2 separate regions of the Homo sapiens genome follow, and region 1 is linked to region 2. The links are chromatin loops, found by intact Hi-C in ENCODE. Cell type or tissue: psoas muscle. All regions are shown on one strand. Each heading gives the region's core, and the rest is flanking DNA. Links, peaks and the distances in the headings are about the cores only.

What was found. Hi-C counts contacts between places; a loop is a spot of excess contacts. Peaks named below come from ENCODE experiments on the same cell type or tissue, not always from the same donor. Only the 100,000 strongest peaks of a DNase experiment are listed, where the experiment ranks them.
Region 1: a loop joins it to region 2, with 2.6 times the contacts of the local background. A loop is called at or near these places in 5 of 110 quality-filtered maps.

The regions. Positions count from the first base shown.
Region 1 is chr6:40,910,394-40,914,322 of GRCh38, reverse strand. The region is part of intron 1 of LOC101929555 (a long non-coding RNA gene); the gene reads left to right. Among named protein-coding and RNA genes, the nearest start is that of UNC5CL, 130 kb to the left of the region's middle. In psoas muscle, for the core only: a CTCF peak has its summit at 1,776 (motif pointing right); a DNase peak (open chromatin) is centred at 1,802; H3K27ac peaks cover 414 bases.
Region 2 is chr6:41,026,211-41,030,139 of GRCh38, reverse strand. UNC5CL (unc-5 family C-terminal like) reads left to right here. Exons shown (of 9, transcript NM_173561.3): 9 at 1,545-3,245. The coding sequence ends at 1,767. Among named protein-coding and RNA genes, the nearest start is that of UNC5CL, 11 kb to the left of the region's middle. RefSeq lists a silencer at 1,842-1,951 and enhancers at 2,092-2,291, 2,362-2,431. In psoas muscle, for the core only: a CTCF peak has its summit at 1,972 (motif pointing right); a DNase peak (open chromatin) is centred at 1,979; H3K4me3 peaks cover 2,340 bases; H3K27ac peaks cover 2,056 bases.

The DNA.
Region 1 (3,929 bases), core at 482-2,981, 120 kb after region 2:
CTTCCCAAAGTGCAGGGATTACAGGCGTGAACCACCGCACCCAGCCTAGTTCAAGGTGTTTCTAAGCAAACCAATAATCAAGTGCAGCTGGGTCTACCTCTGAGTCTAGTAGTTCCTGTTGTTTGGCATTTTTCAGATGGACTCGGTCAGGAGAAGAGAACCACTCTACAGCTGGGAATCTCAGATCAAAGCTTCCCAACCTCAAAGTCCATCCAGTGATGATTTGCTCTGTATATCCTCACGCAAACAGGGAGTTGTGGGGAGCTCAGGGAGATGCATGTGGGTGTATACCCCCGACACCATGACCTCTGCTCTGGCCATCTTATTATCTCATACTGCTCAGAGCATACTGTGCCTTCTCTCAAGCCCCAGACCACACAAGCTGTTCTCTCTGTCTGGAATGTTCTTCTTCACCAAGCACAATTTTACATCTTCCTTAAGTCTCCCTTCAAACAATGCCTTCTATAGACCACATTCTCGGGGCCCCTTAGACTAAACCAATCACCCTCTCCTCTGTGCTCTGGGGCTCTGTGTGTCCACCTCTGCGGTTGCACTCACCACATTGTGGCATGGGGTCTTACAGTCTTGGGGACCATGCCATGGCCCTTCCACAGAACTGAGACAGGGCTCAGAATGGGGAGAGGGTTAGGTACATCTGTGTTGAATAAATTCATGCATGCATCTGTCACAATTTGCAGGGCGTTTTCATAGAGCAGATTTTAATTCATTTATAAAGCAGATTGTATTTATTTATATAATAGGTGCAAAATCCAAAAGGTAGGACAGATGTATTGTGCCAAGCCTATGGTCCATCTCCATCCTCTAACCACCCAGTTCCCCTCTCTGAAATCAGTATCTGAATCCTATTTTGTATGCATCCTTCCGGAGGGTCCCTACTAACATAAAGGTACATGTATTTCTTATATCCCTTTTGCACAAATTATAGCATCTTGCTTTTTTACATTTTACTTTTTAATATGCCTTGTAGATCCTTCAATATCAGCCCATTGAGAGTTGCCTTATTTTTATTTTTATTTTTTTGTTTCATTAGCTGCATAGTTTTATTCCACTATAAGGGTGCTTCATGATTAGCCAGTCTTCTAAGGCTGTTTCTAATTCTTTGGTAATTCTTTGCTGGCATGGATAACCTTGTGCATTTATCAACAGTGCTTATTTTTTTTTTTTTTTTTTGATTTGGAGTCTTGCTTTGTCACTCAGGCTGGAGTGCAGTGGTGTGATCTCGGCTTACTGCAACCTCTGCCTCCCGGGTTCAAGTGATTCTCCTGCCTCGGCCTCCTGAGTAGGTGGGACTACAGGTGCTCACCACCACGCCTGGCTAATTTTTTGTATTTTTAGTAGAGACAGGGTTTCACCGTGTTGGCCAGGATGGTCTTGATCTCTTGACCTCGTGATCCACCAGCCTCGGCCTCCCAAAGTTCTGGGATTACTGGCGGGAGCCACCATACCCGGCCAACAGTGCTTAATTTTAAGAAATTATTTTCAAATGGTAGACTTTCAGGCTTCAGTAAGGTAGGCAGTGTGACTTTCCTGGCACTGTTCTCATAACTGCTAATTGGTTTATTCAACACTTGTTTCAATCCCTCTCTAGCGTGCTGAGACTGAAGAGCTGGCAAATATGTTTCCCAGGCATCTTTTGCAGGTAGATTCAGGGTGTGGCCTTAGGATCCACCAAGCAGCTGTAGTCAGGTAAGATTTGGATTTGGATCTAAGTCACTGAGCAGAGAGGTGGAGTGTGTGGACATTTACTTGGCCAGTGGGTGTCACTGCAGGAGTGCTAGCTCTGTTGCTAACAGCTGTTGGTGGCAGATGTCAGATACCGCAGCTTCCTGGTTGCAGGGGAGGCCGCAGCTCCTTAGGCGGCCCGATTCTGTGCTGTAATTTTGGGAGCCAATCCTGGAAGTTCAGTTTAATGCCTAGCATCTCAAACTGTTGTCCACAGATCAGGAGTAGAATCCCAGGCACCAGCCCACTCCTAAAGAATCAGCTACACCCCCAGGTGATTCACACACCCAGTCAAGGTTGAGAAGTACTGGCCTAGACTATACTGGAGCTCTGCCAAGGCTCTAATTAGAATCACCTGGGAAGCTTTGACCACTGCAGGTGCCAAGGCCACACCCCAGATTAAGTCATAATCTCTAAGGGTGGTGCCTGGGCATCAGCATTTTTAAAACTTCCCAGGTGATTCCAGTATGTAGCCAAGGTTGCGACCCATTGGCCTGGAGTAATAGCTCTGAATCTTGGTTATACACTAGAATTACTTGGACCTTTAAAAAAAATACTACAAATTCTGATTTAATTGGCTTGAACAAAGACATGAGCATTTTATTTTTGTAAGCTCTCTTGGCAATTCTAATGTAAAGCAAGGGTTGAGAACTATTCGTCTAGATTTGTTTCTTCAGCCTTCTTCACTGTTTTTACCTCTTAATAAAGACCCTTGTGTTTAAATCCACTAGAGTGAATTCTGTGGTCTGTAATTAAGAACCTTTGCATCATATGAGAAGTCACCTGTTTGAGCTGCACTGGAACTTGGGCTGGCTTATGTTGGCTTTAGTTACCTTGGAACAAATAATATAATTTAATTTAAAAGGGCTTTTGAGAAAACCCATTGAGAAGAATCAATCAGGAAACCACTTTCTGATGAACTGACTAAGAAGGATGGGTTAGAAAGGAGGCAGGCAGGGCCAGAAACACAATGAGCCATGTCTGAAGATCAAGGAGGGTGGGGGTGGAGGGCTGCAGAACTTTGGTGAAAGGGAAGAGTGTTACCTAACTAGACCCGTGAGTATAAAAACAAGGGCCCATCCAGCCAAACAGCTAAACAGATGAAAGCTTCATATTTCTTTTGGGTGGATTCCTGGTTGTGCAGTGACCTCTGGGAGGAGAAGTCAAGGAGTTTGGGGCTTGGAGGAAGGGCCAAGAGGGACAGGGGTTTTTGTCCTTTGCCAATATGGCCCTCCTTCCTCTCTGTGTTCTCTCATCTTTTGGCTTGTAGTTCAGGACCTGCCTGCATCCCCTGCTCTGGTTTCTAAGCAATAGCTGGTGACTTCTTCCCAACATTTGAACTTGCCTTCACAGTGCCCCCAGTCCTTAGGGTGGCTAGTTAGCAGATGCCTGACTAAGCATTATTAATATCCAGGCCCTGTGGCTGCCTCGGGGGTTCACAATAGGAGCTCACAGGCTAATGAAGAGGCGATTGCAAGGCAGTCTGAAAAGTGCTATAACAAAAGCATAGGGTGTGTATGGCATTGAGGAAGGGTTGTCAGTCATGGCAGTTCACAGAGAAGGTAAACAATTAGGTGTGTATATTATAGAGGTGAGCCACAAAGGGTCAGAAATGATCAGGAGAGACAAGTGCAAGCAGGGGACATGACAGATGCAGGAATGCATGACTATAGGCTCCTTGAAGGCAGCGAGGGCTCATGCATTTATCGATACTGTATTCCTGGTGACTATCTCAGCTCTCACATGTAGAAGTGCTTATGTGGATGTGAATAATGAATACATGAAAAAAAGTGATGGTATATTGGTTAGAAAGCTATCAGTTGCAAGTAATAAAAAAACTCTTAAACATCAAACAGAGAGGGAAGATATTAGTCACATAACAAAGAGAGAGTAGGTGGTAGGATTCTGCCTCCACCTCTTTACAGCAGTTTTAGGCCACACATTCTAACACAGTGATGTCCAAAGGCAGAAATAGGGCTGTCTTTAATGGGATCTTTATCTTAAGGGCAAGAATTCTCATAAGGGCTCCAGTGGAACTTCTCTCAGGTCTCAGTGGCCCCATGCTTAGCTGTAATTCAATCACTGGCAAGAAGAATAGGGTAGCCCTGATTCACTAAGACCAATAACTGGAGCTTAGATGTTGTGTCATCCACTGAAATGAGAAAGGCTGGAAGTGACTCTATAAA
Region 2 (3,929 bases), core at 953-3,452:
TTTGGTACATGTTGAGTGCTTGCCATGCTATGCCCTGAGGAGGAGCAAGACAGATTATAGGATAATGTGTGTAAAGCATGTAGCTGGGTGCCTGACACTTGTTAATTCAATAAATGTTATCAATAATGGTGACAGTGCAGTCATGATCCCTGTCAAGGAACTCAGAAAGCAGGAGAATACTGAGCTAAGCTCCAGAAACTACACTATGAGTGCAGCGGTCAGGGAAGACTTTATCCTGGTGATGGGGCTAGAGCTGGACCCTGAAAACAGGGTGGATTTTTATTTATTATTATTATCATTATTTGAGACGGAGTCTTGCTCTGTCGCCCAGGCTGGAGTGCAATGGCGCAATCTTGGCTCACTGCAACCTCCATCTCCCGGGTTCAAGTAATTCTCCTGCCTCAGCCTCCCGAGTAGCTGGGATTACAGGCACACGCCACCATGTCCAGCTAATTTTTTATTTTTAGTACAGACGGGGTTTCACCAGGTTGGCCAGGCTGGTCTGCAAACTACAGGGTGGATTTTTAAATCATTCATTTAAACATTTATCAAGTACCTATTATGCCCTGGAAACTGTGCTAAGCACTATGATACAAGATGAATGAGGCATGGTCCCGGCGCCTAGGAGCGCACACACTAGTAAAGGGTTCAGAGAGCTTGAAAAATAAAGGCAAGTGTTCCTTGTGCCTTCCTGTAAGAATCCAGTATTGTATAACACATTGAAGAGAGACAGAAAACAGCTGAAGCAAGAATAATAATGAACTGCGGGCGTTATGACCAGAAGTCTGAACTGAGGGATGCAGAATGTTCTCTTCCACCTGGGAGGGGTGAACTAGAAAGGGCTTCAGGGAGGAAGTGATGGGGAAGAGATCAGCCATTTTGTTTTGGGGAGTAGCAGAGGTGGCTGTGGGTGTAGTGTGTGCAAGGCGAGAAAGAGAGAGGCCTGAGCTAAGGGGGTTCAGGATGGGAGAAAGGAGAGAAAGCATAAAGACAGGGCAAGGCCAGGTGCTGGATGAGCCAGAAAGGCTCATGGAGCGTGGGCTGGTTAGGAGGTGAGAGACTCTGGAAGGTTTTAGTGGACGGGAGAGTCGTGATAAAAAGCCATGGTTTACAGCAACTGTTTCCTTAGTAGTGAGCAGGATGTTGTGGCCTAGGAGAGAGGGAGGAAGGAGGGAGTTAGGAGGCTAGGGGGAGGCTAGGGGTGTATTTGGAGTGGGGGAGGTAGAGAAGGCAATTACAGAACATCAGAACTGTAGCAAACTTAGAGGTCCTCTTGTCTAAGCCCTCATCTTAATAAGAGGAAACTGAAGCCTAGAGAGGAGTAGGGGTCAGAGTTGGCCTCCAAGCCAGGACAATCTCAAGTTTCAAAGCCCTGGGGCTTCCCACCTCCTGTGCCCTGGAAGGCAGGCAAGAGCAGGACAAGGACAAAAGCTACAGGATGGGGAAGGGACGGACCTTGCGCTGCGCAGCCCAGGGAGCCTGCAGCAGGGGGGGAGCCCCTCCCTGCTCCTACACCCTTCTCTTCCTCCCCTACCTCGGGCCAGGTTCCTGTCCTGCCAGCGCAGCCCCGCAGCGGCCATCCTGGAGTTGTTTGAGGAGCAGAACGGCAGCCTGCAGGAGCTGCACTACCTCATGACCGTCATGGAGCGGCTAGACTGCGCCTCCGCCATCCAGAACTACCTGAGTGGGACACACGGCGGCAGCCCAGGCCCCGAGCGCGGGGGCGCCCGGGATAACCAGGGCCTGGAGCTGGACGAGAAGCTCTGAGCGCCCAGCGGGCAGGGCCGGAGGAGGTGTAGGGGCGAGAGGGGTTGTTCTCCTACGCCTAAGAGGAACACAGCAGCTGTTCCTGGCTGTGCCCACCACCCTTCCCAGAACCCTCGGACGGTGCCAGGGCCGCCCGCGTCCTCGCCAGCCTCCCAGCAGCAGGCGCGCCCTTCCGGCCGCGAGCTGTCCCGCGTGCGGGTCCCCTCCTGGCCGGCAGAGGGCGCAGGAGCCCAGGAGATGGCCTCAGCGTGGCCAGCCTGCCAAACTGACCAGGGGACGGCCACGGTCCCCGCGTGCACTTTAGGGCCGGTCAGGCCCTAAAGTATTCACTGAGCACTTAGGAAGACCGGGCATTGGGCTGGTGTCATGAAGAATACTGGAATATAGGAGGTAGGGTCTGGAGCCCTGACAAGCACACAGTTCTTTTGCAGGAGTCAAGATGTGCTCATAGGAGCCAAGGGCAAACTCGAAAACAGCCCTGCCCTGTGGTTAGGGGAGGTGGGTGTGGCTTTAGGAGTTGAGAGGGGAAGAGCTGAGTGCGGGCTGGAGCAGCGAGAATGCTTCACGGAGGATGTTGGGGAGAGAGGATTTGATTTGCCGAGTGGTTTGGAGATCTTTAGGGGCGGGTAGGGGAAGAGGGTGGCTGGACTTAAGGTAGGAGCCGAAAGTGGGCATGGGAGCCCATCCCCGTGGGTGTGAGGCCGGGGTAGGACCAGGCTTCCCGGCTAGGCACGCCTGGCTGGCTGCCTCTGCCTCTACTAACTTCCTTTGTCTCTTTATCCTCCTGCTTAGGCCGTGTCTTCCTCTCTCTCTGCCATTTTCTCTATCAGAAAACATTAAAGCTGAGTAGAAACTTCAAGATGATCATTCTGGCCCAGCCCTTTTATCTCTTTATCTCCAATGGTGTGCGTTTTAAGTTTCTCTGACTTGGTTTTTCTGTCCCTGTCTCCCACAGTTGTTCCCGCTCTGCACCTGTGTTTCAGTTACTCTCTCTCTCTGTCTTAGATCTTTTTGTTTCTGCCTAGTCTCTGTGCCCTGTCTTTGTGTGTTTCTTTCTCTGCCTGAAACCCTCCCTCTTTTCCCTTCAGGCATATGTCTCTAAACCAATGTTATGTATCAAAGACTGTTGAAAGAGACAGGGCTACTCTAGGAATGGATGGGTGGGGATATTTTCCCCATGGATCAAGATCCAGTTTAGGGTTGGGAAATAAAGGATAGGGATAAAAGAGGCACCCCATTCAGTCAGCAGATACTTATTCAGCACCTACTATGTGTTTGATACTGTATACAAAAGACATGAATGGGCTGGGTCCTGAACAGAGAATAAAGGGTTTGACTCCATTCTGGAAATTCTTTTGTTTGCAAACAGGTGTTGTTAATTTGTTCAAAGGCAGGCAAACAATCTCTCTGGCAACACAATTTTCTTCTGTATTTAATTAAAAAATATTAAAGCTTTTTTTCTATGATGAATGATAAAATATGAAAATTGCCTTCCTTTGTTACTAACTATATTTTGCTCAGATTGGCAAATTTGGATGTGAGTATGAATGATTTTATTTGGTAAAATTGTACCTATGGGGATGGGTTGGAGGGAAGCATTTTGTAGATTGTGCTTCCAGTATGAAAATTACCTGGGTCCCGCATGGTAAGTCAGGGAGGTTCCCTTCCTTTTCTGTTAGATGCAAGCCTTCAGAAGCAGGCCTTTCCATCCCTTCCCTGTTCCCCTATCCCCACCAGTCCTCTCCTACCCTTCTCATCTGTCCTCCTTACCCCATCGGGTGCTGCCAGTCACGCCAGATTAGTGCCCCGGACTTTTCCCCCTTCACTTAGCTCAGGATTGAACTGTGCAGTAGCCCGGCACTGTTTAGCCAAAGACATCATTGTGTTCCTTCCTACCCTGGAAAAAATCATTTTAAGAGTTTCACATCTACTGGAGTTGCAAATAGAAGCCACACAGATTCCAGTGATGGGAATAGAATGCTTTCTGGCCCCAACTCCAATTTCTCAAAATGCGTTTCCAGTGCTGGCAAAGGGAGGCTTGGAAATCCTGGGGTAGATGCAGGCCAAGTGATTCCTATAAGGCAGACACTTCCTTTCTCACATCAAACCCATTTGGCATGTTATGTATTGGCACCTAATGCTGAGAGATGGTGTGCCCCAGT